Linked DNA regions of Mus musculus: region 2 is linked to region 1. Evidence: chromatin contacts called from ENCODE POLR2A ChIA-PET data. All regions are on one chromosome and are shown on one strand. The core of a region is the stretch at or near the end of the contact, and the rest is flanking DNA. Distances in the headings are between cores, read along the strand shown. Region 1 holds the start of Cmtm8 (CKLF-like MARVEL transmembrane domain containing 8). Region 2 holds the start of Gpd1l (glycerol-3-phosphate dehydrogenase 1-like).

The links. ChIA-PET counts read pairs that join two places held with the same protein, here RNA polymerase II (POLR2A).
Region 2: POLR2A ChIA-PET joins it to region 1 with 13 read pairs in embryonic stem cell. The contact joins the promoter of Gpd1l here to the promoter of Cmtm8 in region 1. POLR2A ChIA-PET finds 5 or more read pairs at or near these places in 3 of 5 experiments (Patski and embryonic stem cell).

What each region holds. Positions count from the first base shown.
Region 1 is chr9:114,840,826-114,847,448 of GRCm38, forward strand. Cmtm8 (CKLF-like MARVEL transmembrane domain containing 8) reads right to left here and starts at 3,327. Exons shown (of 4, transcript NM_027294.2): 1 at 2,956-3,327. The coding sequence starts at 3,102. It overlaps Gm30448 (a long non-coding RNA gene), which reads right to left. Exons shown (of 3, transcript XR_379920.3): 3 at 6,554-6,623.
Region 2 is chr9:114,930,611-114,937,233 of GRCm38, forward strand. Gpd1l (glycerol-3-phosphate dehydrogenase 1-like) reads right to left here and starts at 3,377. Exons shown (of 8, transcript NM_175380.5): 1 at 3,061-3,377. The coding sequence starts at 3,107.

The DNA.
Region 1 (6,623 bases), core at 2,077-4,576:
AAAATATACAAGGATTTTTTTTTTAAAGTAGAAAGACAAGCTAGAGAGATGGTTCAGTGGTTAAGAACACTGGTTGCCCTTTCAGAGGTCCTGAGTTCAATTCCCAGCCACCACATGGTGGCTTACAACCATCTGTACTGGGACCCGATGTCTTCCTCTGGTATGTCTGAAGACAGTGACAATGTACTCACAGACATAAAACAAACAAATAAATCTTTTTTTAAAATGCTTTAAAGTGGGAAGACTAGAACAATAAACCAATTTTTAAAAATTTTAAAATGATATTTTCCTCATTTGAGAGAACACACGAGGTACTCTGTGTGCAGGAAGAGAGACCCTCACTTGAAGCCATGTCACTATGACAGTTATACAGAGAAAGAACGTTCCAATGGGATGGGGGAGACGAACTGGAATTAACCTTTTATTTTGAGATAGGGACTGGCACAGCACAGGCTGGCCTGGAACTTGTTATGCAACCAAGGATGACCTTGAATTCCTGACCCGCCTGCCTCTACTTCCATATAAGTTACCCTATGGCTCAGTTGTGAGGTGTTTGCCAAGTCATAGGTTAACTGGTACTGGTCTAACCCAAGCCATATAATGGCTATCATGGAAGACAGGCAGGGCTGAACTTCCATGGTCCACGTATTGCTTTTCTATTGCTGTGATAAAGCAACTTGTAGAAGAGTTTGTTAGGGCTTATGGCTCCAGAAGGGTAGACCCCGTAAAGACAGAGCTAAGGTGATGGCAGAGGCAGGAAGTTTGAGGGCTCACTTTTTTTTTTAAGACTTATTTTTATTTTATTTATATGAATACACGGTAGCTATCAAAAGAAGGCATTGGATCCCAGTAGAGATAGTTGTGAGACACCATGTGGTTGCTGAGAATTGAACTCAGGACCTCTGGAAGAGCAGCCAATGCTCTTAACTGCTGACCCACCTCTTCAGCCCCGAGGACCCACATCTTAAACTACAAGCAGAAAGAGAAAGAGTGCATTGGGAATGGCCCCAGGCTAAAGCTTGCCTCCAGTGCTTCCTGCAACAAGGCCACACCTCCTAAGACTCCCCCAGCAGTGCCATTAGTTTGGGACCAAAAAATAAGGTAGAGGGTTGGTCAGATAGCTCCATGGATAAAAAAGGTGTTTGCCACCAATCCTGACAGTGTCCTTCAAATCCCAGAGGCAACTTGGCAGAAGGACACAATAGACTGCCATAAGTTGTCTTCTGATCTCCACAGGCCACGTCCCCCTCCCAAGTAAAGAAGGGGAATATGAACATAGCCACACATGCCCATGCACACACATACACCAACCCCAAAAACTGTATGGGGGAGCTCCCTGCAGCCTATAGAGCCATGTGAACACATCAACAGTAGTTCACCTTAGTGATGGGACGAAGGGTCCTTGACAGTTCTATCGCTTTCATATTCTCTGAAGGTATGTAACAGAGAGCACGTGGGCAGCAAACACACCAACACAAGGTGGTGGTGGTCTGAGCCACCCCACAGAAGCCCCAACTCAGTCACTTGAGCGTCTATTTGCTTTTCTGAAGCGGGAGAGCCAGCCAACTCCCTCACTCACACAGCAAATATTTGTTGAGCTCTTTAACGCCAGGCCAGGCCTTGCACTGTGACTGTAATACTTAGGGCTATTTAATAGGGCTGCAAATACCCTTGGGGCTGCCTGGGCCAACCATTTTGGAGATGAGCTAAGCTAACACTTTCCCAACTTTCCGTGGAAGCTGATTGGGTGGGTCTGGGGTGGATCTGCGCCTTGAGTCAGCAAGCTCCCGGGATCCACACAGGGGCTGCTGAAGGTTTCTCAGAGGGTCCATGCACACTCAACCACTGTACAACACGATCTCCGCCCCCATTCTCTAGCTTTCCTATGGGCTGGATTTCAGTTTCACAAATGCTTCCTTGGGTCTGAGATGCAACAGAAGGGGGACTCCTATTTAGACTGTGGGAGTCGACGCTCCTTAGCAGGTAGGAGCAGGGAGCAAGAAAAGGGCAGACATAGGTTTGAATCTCAGCTCTGCCAACAAGTGTAAACTTCCGTCCAGTCTCTGACTCAGTTTCCTCGCGTGTAAAATAAGCTTACTTGCAACCACCTTCAAGGGAGAGCGCATCAGGGCCTACACAAACTTAGAAGCTCCTCCAGGACTGACACCCTGGTAGAGGGCGAGGACAATAGATAGTGGCCTCCACCAGTAGTCAACAGAACTCCAGGCGGAAGGCCTGGCTTCCCAGGAACAGCACGTACAAGTCCTGCCTCCCTCCCGGGCACTTGCCCAGCCCCCACCAGGATGTGCTCAGTCCGTACAGCGGCCCTCAAGGGCTTAAAGAGGTTGAGATTCTCAGATTTATTCAGGGAAATGTTCTTGATTCATCTGTATTTGACCACAGGAAGTTAATTACTCAGAAGTTCTCTCCTTTATAACTTTTAATAGGAAAACTTTTAAAACTGGGGGTGCGGCTCAGCGATAGAGCATCCGACTGGCACGTGAAGCTCTGAGTTCCAGACCAGCACTTTGGAAGGGTCAGTTTGATAACAAACAAACAAACAAACAAACAAAAACGTTGTTTTTTAGGGACCCCTGCACGTGGAGATCAGGTGAGGTAGGCCCTAAGTATTCCAGACACCCATTATCTATAAACGCCCACCAAAGTATCCGGCTCCCGGGAAAGACCACCATCCTTCGAATGAAAACAGCAAGCTGTGAGTTACCTCCCACAGCAGACATCCTGAGGGTCACAACCCTGGTTCCCAAGGGAGCCTCAGGTGAAAGAACCTGAATGTGAGTTTTGCACTTTACAAAGAAGTCGAAGCTCAAGAGTGTTCCCGGAGCCCGCGGGAAGACCGGAGCCAGCTCGGTGGGCGGAGCTGGAGGCGCGCGAGCTAGCCGAGTCCACCTGCCTCCCTCCGCCCGGCCCAGCCCGGCCCGGCCCGACACTTACGATCTCGGCTACGATCAGGAGCCCCGGCGGGGTACGGAGGAACTCTCGGTCGTAAGCGAAGCTGCTGCTGGTGGTGGAGAAGTTCTCCGCAAAGGAGCTGGTAGTGGTGGTGACCGTGTGCGAGCGCGCGCGCTGCTGCTCTTCCATCGTCGCCCCGGGAGCTGGCCCGGGTCCCCGAGGACCCTACCCCCACCCAATGAGTTCCCTGGGCTCAGGATCGCGGGCCAGGGAATCGCGGATGATGGGAGGCGGGCAAACCCGGGTGATCTCCAGGGTCAGGTCCGCAAGTGTCCCAACACCTCGGCGAGCGCACTCTGGGTCTGCTCGGAGACCCGGGAACGGGATCGCTGGCGACCGGTGGCAGTGGACTGCGGGGGAGGGGAGAGAAGAGGAGGGGCGTAGACTGGGCGGGTGAGGGCGGGCACTCCAGGACCTCCCCTCGGGGGCGCCGCCGCGCGGCCACAGCACCTGTCTCCCAGGGACTGAGAGCTCTCGGGGGTGCAGGGACGCGTACCGGATCGCTAAGGGTGAGCGGCACCTCCTGGTCACACTCCTTCTAGCTCGAGCCACAATTAGGCTCCGCCCACCTAGGGCCACCAGACTTGGACCAGCTTCCTCCCACCTGGCTGGACTAGCAGCAGGGCCTCTTAAGGAAACTCAGGCCTCTAGGGACGTGGCCGCTCCAGGACTACAGGCGGTTGGGGGAGGGAGGCTAGAATTGTGACCTAACCAGACCTTAAACCAGGGATCGATGTGAGGCCGCTTGGACAGCCCTCACCCACTCCGCTGCAGCCGTCACCAAAGCCGGCGCTGTTTCCTGCCCCTCCTGTCCGGAACAATTTGAGGAACCAACTTAATCGCCGGGGAGTGAGAGCGAGAGGCTTCTAGGCGCTCTCCACAACTTTGGCGGAGACTAGCTGGATTGTGGAGAGGAAGATGGAAAGTGGGGGAGATGTTCGGGATTCCTGGTCAAGATGTATCAATATGACAGATCTCATTAGCTTTGGGGGGGGGGGGGCTTGTTTCAAACTTGAATGGAACCGTCTGTGCAAAGTGATGTTTATGACAAGCTAGTTGTGCTTCCCGGGGTCAGGGAGGAGGGGTGGACATCTCCTTGCGTGGGCAGCTGTGTGCCAGTCAGGTGAGTGCTGCGCAGAACCCTGGGTACTTGTGTAATTAGCATGAAGTTATTGGTTCTGCTTTACTGGACCTCAGTGCTACCACCCGTGTTTCAAGACGGACTTTGATGGACGATGGACATTTGGCTAAAATGATCTGCTTCCATGTGCCTGTCCTCCTCTTGTTTTGTGAAGAGTGACAAGAGACAATTCATCTGAACCCACCAAGTGGGCTTTGATTCGAAGTGAAGGCATATCAGATTTTAAAAGTTGTCAGAAAGTGTATCCTATTGGTGGATCCGAAAAGAAAGCACAAAGAACAAGCTAATAGAAGGAGTTAGTTTATGGGAGATGGTGGCTCACACATTTAATCCTAGCACTCAGGAGGCAGAGGCAGGCAGATCTCTGAGTTCCAGACCAGCCTGGTCTACAGAGTGAGTTCGAAGACAGCCAGAGATACACAGAGAAACCCTGATTTGAAAAAACAAACAAACAAACAAACAAACAAAAACATCTTTTTAACCTGGGTGGTGGTGTTGCAAGCCTTTAATCCTAGCCTGGAGAGGTAGAGGTTTGAGGCCAGCCTGGTCTACAGAGTGAGTTCCAGGACAGCCAGAGATACACAGAGAAACCCTGTCTTGGGGGTGGGGTGGGGGCGGGGAGAGTTTAAACCTGGGTCCTCCCTAGGAAAACTCTAGGGTAAAGTGTTTCAAGAATATGCCAACAGTTTCAGTGTGGTGGCTCATACTGATAATTTCATCACTGGGGGAGCTGAGGCAGGAGGATAGAGTTCAAAGCTAGCCTAAAGTTACAGGGTAAGGGGCTGGTGAGATGGCTCAGTGGTTAAGAGCGCCGACTGCTCTTCTGAGGGTCCCGAGTTCAAATCCCAGCAGCCACATGGTGGCTCACAACCATCCATAACTAAATCTGATGCCCTCTTCTGGAGTGTCTTCAGACAGCTACAGTATACTTACCTATAATAATAAATAAATCTTAAAAAAAAAAAGTAAAGTTACAGGGTGAGACCCTGTCTGAAATAATAGTCTGTGCTACATAGTGAGCTCAGCCTAGATACAGAAACCCTATCTAGAAATACATAGTTCAAGGTCATATTGGGATCCATAGAGGGTTTGAGGCCAGGCTGGGCTACATAGTGAGACCCAGTCTCTCCTCCCACCACCAATGAAAAAAAAATTTTTTTCCTTGAGGTAGGCACCTGCCACCCATGATAACAAGTAGTTCTGGGATTAAAGGCATAGACCACTACTTCTTTCTTTCTTTCTTTCTTTCTTTCTTTCTTTCTTTCTTTCTTTCTTTCTTTCTTTCTTTCTTTCTGTTTCATGTGCATGGTAGTGTCTGATCCCCTGGAACTGCGGTTACAGACCTTGTGGGCTGCAGTTTGGGTGCTGGAAATTAAACTCACATCCTCTGAAAGAGTAGTCAGTGTTCTTAACCACTGAGCCACCTTTCCAGCTTCCGGAATTCAAGTTTTAGACCCCACTGTAGACCAAACCACTGAGGACAGAGCTAGGAAGCTGTATGGGAATGAGCCTCCAAAAACCAAGTGCTCAGAGAAATTGCTCAAGTGGCTGGAAGTGAGAGACAGGGGAGTCTGGAGGAGCCTAAGGCAACACATACCCAATACTGAAGACTTGAAGTCTCAGCGATTCTACTCATAATACAAAGGACACTCCCTTTCTGAGACCCCTGGGGCAGGATGGTTTTCAGGAGTCTGGCTTTTCTTTACTTTGGGAAGGTACACTAAGTGACTGGAGAGATGACCCAGGCACTAAGAGCGACACTGCTTTTACTGAAGAGCGGAGTTGGGTTCCCAGCACCCATGTCAAGCAGTTCATGACCACCTGCAGCTCTAACTCCAGCGGATCCAACGCCCTCTTCTGGATTCCTCAGGCACCTGCACCTCACATTCACTCAACAAAGACACAGATGTGTACATAAAGATAAATCTTTAAAAAGTAAAATAAGTATATATGCCATTTTCTTTGTGTGTGTGCACACATGTGGGGCATGAGTGTGTGTGCATATATGTGTGTGGGGGTGAATGTGTGTAGGGGGTGAGTGTGTGGGAGTGAGTGCGTGTGTAAAGGCCAGAGGAAGACATTCAGTGTTGTATTCTGTCACTGTGTCAGGGTCTGCCACTGATCTTGGAGCTAGGCCGGCATCCAGCAAACCCCAGTGGCCCTCCTGTATCCACCTCTGATGGCTCTGGAGTTAAAGACAAGTTTGTGATCAGACCTGGCTTTTTATATGAATGCTGGGGGTTTGAACTCATGACCTCAGGCTTATGCAGCAAGTTCTCTTCTCCACTGCCCACCTCCCCAGCTCCAACAGATGCACATACAGTGTATGATTCTGTGCAAGGTCCCAGTCAATTGTACTAATTTTCTGTAGTGGGACTATGTTTGTGTTGGATTATCTATCACAGTACTACAATGATTCTGAACACCAACAGCTTCAAATCACCATTTTATTTGCCCAGGAAACTGTTGACTATGAATTGCAGCTAGGCTTGGCAGGCAGGAGTTGGAG
Region 2 (6,623 bases), core at 2,127-4,626, 90 kb after region 1:
TCTCAGTTCCCCATGTACAGCAATTACAGTCAGAGCCATTCTGCCCCCTTCTGGTCCCTCCCTGGTGTTTTCAGTCTCCGGAAGTGGGGATCCTCTGTCTAGGACTGGAGTGACTCTGTACTGAAGGTGATGGTCCAAAGCCAGCAATGATCCCGTAATGGAGGCAGGCAGCCAGCCCAAACCTTCCAAACATTTCTCAATCGCTGTGCCACAGGCCAAGTTCTACTCGCTCCCTGAGCCCGATCGGACCAAGAATGCAGCCAAGTACATCAGAATGAAGATGCTTCAGGCTAGCAGCCAGGCCTCCATGAAAGGCCAGAGAAGTTCTCTTGACAGCCCTTGTTCCAGCTCAGTCTAGCGTGGCAGAGCTGGGCCACTTCTGCCTGCACCTGACAAACTGGCAGAAGGGCTGCCCTCTGTGGAGCTGCACGGAAGAGGAAAAGGCTGTCTGTGAACCTAGCACCAGGGGGTTGGAGGCCCGGGGAGGAGGAGTTCAAAACCAGCCTCAACTGAGACAAGGCCAACTTGGGCTAAATGGGACCCAGTCTCAAAACAACAACATAATGTGCATAGTGGGTGCTTGTCCAGTGGCAGAGCCAGCAAGGCAGCTGATGTTTCTTTCCAGTGACCTTGATGTTGTAAGTGGTAAAGCCAACTTGAAGGTCTCCGTAAGGCTCTGAAGGACAGGAGTCCTATTTGATAGGGCACAGAGCTTTCTGCTGTTGCCTCAGGTAACACACTAAAAGCACATAGTGGGGCAGCAGGTAGAATCCTGATGATCTGAGTTAGATCCCCAGAGTTTACAGAACTCCCGAAAGTTGTCCTCTGACACACAAACACACAAAAAAAAAAAAAAAAAGGGAATGGACTCTACGGGATATATTAAAATATATAGGGTGTGGTGGCACATGCCTTTAATCCCAGCACTCAGGAAGCAGAGGCTGGAAGATCTGTGAGTTCAAGGCCAGCCTGGTCTACATAGCAAGTACCAAGACCTAATCTCAAAAATGAAATAAAACAGGGGCTGGGGAGATGGCTCAGTGGTTAGGGGCACGTGTTGCTCTCCCAGAGATCCTCTTTCCCAGCACCTGCACGCACAGCGGTTCACACCCATCTGTAACTCAGTTCCAGGAAATTCTCTGCCCTCCTCTGAGCTCTGCAGGGACCAGGCACAAGCACTTACAGATATACACAGGCAAAAACTCATATCCATACAAATAAAAATTAAACAAACTGGGGCTGGAGAGAGGGCTCAGCCGGTAAGAGCACTGACTGCTCTTCCAGAGGTGCTGAGTTCAATTCCCAGCAACCACATGGTGGCTCACAACCATCTGTAATGGGAACTGATGCCCTCTTCTGGTGTGTCCGAAGACAGCTACAGTGTACTCATATATATAAAAGAACATTTAAAAAAAATCTTTAAAAAAAATAAACTGTAATAAAAATAAAAAGCATGACTTTAAATTTCTGATTCCTCTGTCTGCCCCGTCAAGGACTGGAATTCCAGGCAGGTGTTACTACAACTCTTGGCTTTTAAAACACATGGCAGAGCCAGGCACTGGTGGTACACGCCTTTAATCCCAGCACTTGGGAGGCAGAGGCAGGCAGATTTCTGAGTTCGAGGCCAGCCTGGTCTACAAAGTGAGTTCCAGGACAGCCAAGGCTAAGAGAAACCCTGCCTCAAAAAACCAAAACACATGGCAGTCTGGCTGGGAGTGGAGTTGCTTCCTAGAAGCAAGGCCCCAGGGTCTGATCTACAACAGCACCAGAGTATTAACTTAGCAACAGAGTAGTTTTACGTAATTTGAGTGTGGGTGATGTAAGGAGTCTCCTCCACGACAGAGCATTCATTATTACTCAAGAGGTTCGATCTCCATAACCAAAGGGGGGGGGGGGGAGTGGGCTGGGCAATGTGGCCCTTGCATCGTCTTTAATAGCAGCAATCAAATCTGAGAGTAGATCGCTTGGTCTACCCAGCAACTATCAGGCCAGAGCTAAAGTAAAACCTGCCTCAAAGAAAAAAAATTTTTTTATTTAGTATATGCCAGGCACCAGGTAAAGGACTGAGGCCAACGCAAGGGTAGAGGCCAGCAATAGGAGGCCGGGGAGAGGCCACCGGTCCAGCCAGCTAAGGTTTCCTCCAAAAGTCCTTTCAGAGCCAAGTTTTCAAAGACCAGTCAGGTGGCTCCGACGACTCCAGAACAGTACCGCTTCTAGCAGCCTGAACTGTGGTGTGCGTCAGACCACAGGAAAACAGAAGGGGACAGAAGCCACGAGAATGGCCTTCAACTGTTCCACCCCTGGGCCGCGGGAAAAGTCTGGAACGCACCATACTCTGCCTCCTTCTCACGGAGACCCCCAACTTCTCCTGCGTTAAGGGCCACCAAGGTATGCAAACTACTGGAGGAGCTTCAAAGCCCTCTAAGCACCAAGCACTTTACAAGTTAAGTCAGAAAATACAGCCCAGTGGTGACGCGAAGCTCTGCAAACACCTTTCCCTGGGACCCTCACGTCCCGGTTGGGGGCTTGTTTTCTCTTCTCGGATACCACGTTAACATGATTGGGAACCACTCGCCAGAGGAAATGAGAACTGTCTCTTGAAGCCAGCACTGTCCCAGGTAGCAAGGACCCTTCTCACGCTCTGTGCCTCCGTTTCCCCAATCCCAAAACTGCAGTAAGGACAACTGAGCCTCTGCAAATTCCTCCACGGGGGTGATCGGCAGGGGAGAATAGAGAACGCCCTTGGGTTGTTTTGCCAAGTACCCGGGCGTGGCGAGCAGGTGGCCCTAACCGCAGGGTTACCAGTGCGCAAACAGGTGCCCGCGGGCGCGGTGCGCGCTACCACCCGGGCCACCTTGGCCCCGCACCTCGCGCTCTGGTTCCTCGGCGTGGCCTCTGTCCGTGCAGTGTCCAACCGGGACAGGCGGTCGCAGGCCCGCCTCTCTGCCTACCCGCGATGCCCTGGTGTCCACGCTGAAGCAGCGGGAGAGCAACCCTGGCCGGCCCGGAACCGGGGCTTCCTGGAGGCGGAGACCGCGCCGCCCACCCGCCTCTGCTCACCAGTTCCCCGAGCCCACGATGCACACTTTCAGAGGCGCCGCTGCCATGGCCAAGCCGGATCGCTGCTGCACAGCCTTCCTCTCAGGGCCAAGCCGGATCGCTGCTGCAAGTCGGATCGCTGCTGCAAGTCGGATCGCTGCAACACACACTGTGCCTCCCAGGCCGGCTGCTCACCTCCACAGGAACGGCCTAGTATAGGCGCTCCGGGCGACCCCGCCCCGCCCTCCTGTCCGCCAATGGCCACCGCCACCCTGCCTAGGCGCCTAGGGCCACAGCTGACAGCCCGGAGGACCCGCCCCACCACTCCCAGGAACCACTGCGCACGCCTGGTCCGGGTGGGTGGCCGGGTCAGCCTCCGGTGTCGCCCCACCCCTGCCCTAGGAATGTTGGGATGTGTAGTCCACCTCCCTGCGGGCTCCCTTTCAGTTCCAGGCGGGCCACGTGCAGGCCAATGTTATTGCGCAGACTGGAGCTCTGAGCTCCTGCTGCTGAGTGTCACTATCCTGGACAGAGCAAGCCCGACCCAACTTATACAAGTGTCACCTAATCGCAATTTGCGCAGGGACAACTATCACTTAAGGGTGGAGCCTAGACAGCCTAAGTAGTTGACTATGAATTCACCCAGATTTGGAGCCTGCGCCTGCTTTAACAACGGCTGTCAAATTCGTATAAACGGGACAAGTCCAGGCACCCCTGAATTTCCTAGCGAGCCTGGAGCTTTAAGTCTTCTGCCATTGATCTGGGAGTATCTACTCTACAAGGGTGGCGTCGTAGTTCAGTTGGTAGAGAACTAGATTGAACACAGGAAGTTCAAACACTAGCGCCTGGTGGCTCTGGCCTGTAATCACAGCACGTGGGAGACGGAGGGAGAATCTGGAGTCCCAGGTTATCCTTGGCCAAATAAAAATGGGAGGCCACCTTGTCGCAAACAAGTACCCTTGCATTTCAGGATGGAAAACTTGTCTACACAGGATCAAAGCAGAAACTTGAACTGTCCCCCTCATACGGTTACCCAAAGGGCATGCCCCTTTTCTCTCCCTGCCAGAGCTTCACAAAAAAGCCATCCAAACTGCTGTACTGCAATTGGGCACGCCGCGGCCGCGAAAAACAGAGATGGTGGAATGTGTTGTAATCTCAGCTTCAGGGAGGTAGAGACAGGACGATCGGCAGTTCAATGTCATCCTTAACTAGACAGTGAGTTTGAGGCTAACCTGGGTCACGTGAGCCCCTATCACAAAGCAAAAGCAAGAATGGAGAGTGCTAGCTCACTTAGCAAGGAAAGGTGTAACCCTAATGGAAGTCAGATCTCCAGGGCCCACGGAGGAAGGAGAGAATCGCACAGCCTCACAATAGTAAACAAACTTATTTTAATTAATTCATTTGTTGAGACAGAGTCTCACAGTGTAGCCCTGGATGGTCTAAAACATGCTAAAGACCAGGGTGGCCTCAAACTCACAAGAGGTCTGTCTGCCTCTCCCTCCCAAATGCTGGGATTAAAGGCAACTATCTGGATTAAATTAAATTCATTAAATTAATGTCTGGTTTAAAATAAATTTAATTTAAAAATAGAATAGGTTTATTTCTTGCACTCTAGAGGCAGAGGCAAATTAGTCTCTTTGAGTCAAGGCCAGCCTGGTCTACATAGCAAGTTCCAGGTCAGCCAAGGCCAAACAGTGGGATCATTTTAAAACACCAAGTCAAACTGTGTGTGGTGATAAATGCCTTTAATACCCAAATGGGCAGGTCTGTATGAATTGGAGGCCATCCTGATCTGTATAGTCTGGTTACACAGCGAGGCTCTGCTGCATAATGAGTTCCAGGCCTGCCTGGGGCGGGGGAGGGGAGCACAGGAGACCCCATCCCCCAGCTCCAGTGGTTGAGAAAGGAGCCCTTGGCAAGGTGGCCCTGCCTTGAGAAGGGAAGCTTTCTGGGGAGCCAGAGAGTGGACCCACAAATAACTGAAATAGAAAATTGGGCACAGAGGAGGGCTCTCCATTGGGTTCGGGGAGCCTCCTGAAAAACAGTGGAGGCCAGCACCACGTGGGCATCACTGGTGACACAAGTGACCATTTTCTGAGAGATGGAAAGGCTTGTCATGAAGAAAAGAAAGCACCATTTGGGCTAGCCTCAGTCCTGTACGGTGCTCACTTTGGTCCATTTCCTTCTGAGTTCAGGAGTGGGTGGGAGTTTAGCTGCCAGAAGGTATTGATATAAATAGACAGCGAAGTGAGTTTGGCTGTTGGGGCTCAAACTACAGAGTGGGAAAAGCTCTTCATGAGGTCAGAATTATTAGAAAACATGACTCTCTCTTTATTTTTTCAATGGTGTTGGGGTTCAATCCTAGGCCGTGTGTGTGTGTGTGTGTGTGTGTGTGTGTGTATGACAGGAGTTCTATTATTTAGCTATGTAGTCATCCCTTTCTTTTCTTTTTTTTTTTTCTTTTTTTGTTTGTTTGTTTTTTTGGTTTTCTGAGACAGGGTTTCTCTGTATAGCCCTGGCTGTCCTGGAACTCACTCTGTAGACCAGGCTGGCCTTGAACTCAGAAATCCGCCTGCCTCTGCCTCCCAAGTGCTGGGATTAAAGGCGTGCGCCACCACGCCCGGCAGTCATCCCTGTCTTATTTTGTGACAAGCTCTTGATAAGTTGCCTTGGGCCTTTGATATACAGCCCACTCTGACCTGGAATTCAAGACTCCTCTGTCTCTGCCTCTACAGTGCTAGGGTTACAGGCATGTACTGCCCCTCCAGGCTCTCAGCCCACCCTGAAGTATTTGCTTATTTTAATTTATTTTCTGGCCTTGGTGTTTGTGTGCATGTGTGGTACATACATGTGTGTGCCCTTGTGTGTGCATGCACAGGCCTGAGGTGGTTGTTAAGTGCCTTCCTCTCTCCATCTCTTCCTCTCTCTATCTCTAGTTTTTGAGACAAAGTCTTTCCCTTAGCCTGGAGTTTAATTAGGTTGATTGGTCAGCAAGGTCTGTTGGATCTTCCTGCCTCAAACTCCAACGCATGGGACTACAGACCCATGCTGTTAGATTTGGCTTTTTAAGTGGGAGTTGGGGAACTGAACTTGGGTCCTTGGGCTTGCAGAGCAAGCACTACACCCACTGAGCCATTACCTGGCCTTATTTTTTCCCTTTAAGTTTTATATTATTCTCATGAGTATGTATGTGTGCATATATACTTCACTCATGTGCAGTATCCACAGAAGCCAGAAGAGGGCGTCAGATCCCCTGGAGCTGGAGTTATAGGCTGTTGAGAGCTCTGACAGGGAACGGAGGCATCCTGAGGCAGAGCAGCCAGTGCTCTTAGCTGCTGAGCACCTGTCCAACCCCTTGACTTTCATCCATCCATCCATCCATCCATCCATCCATCCATCTATCCATTCATTTGTTCATTCATTGACAGGGTCTCACTGTGAAGCTTTGATGCACTCTCAATGCCACTTGCCCACCTTTCTGCTTCAGTGTGCCCCTCCCCTTACAGCCTCTGGGGCGTGATCTTTGTTCTTGGCAGAGCAGGCTACAAGTGGAATTGCCCATCTTCAATATTGCTCTTGACAGT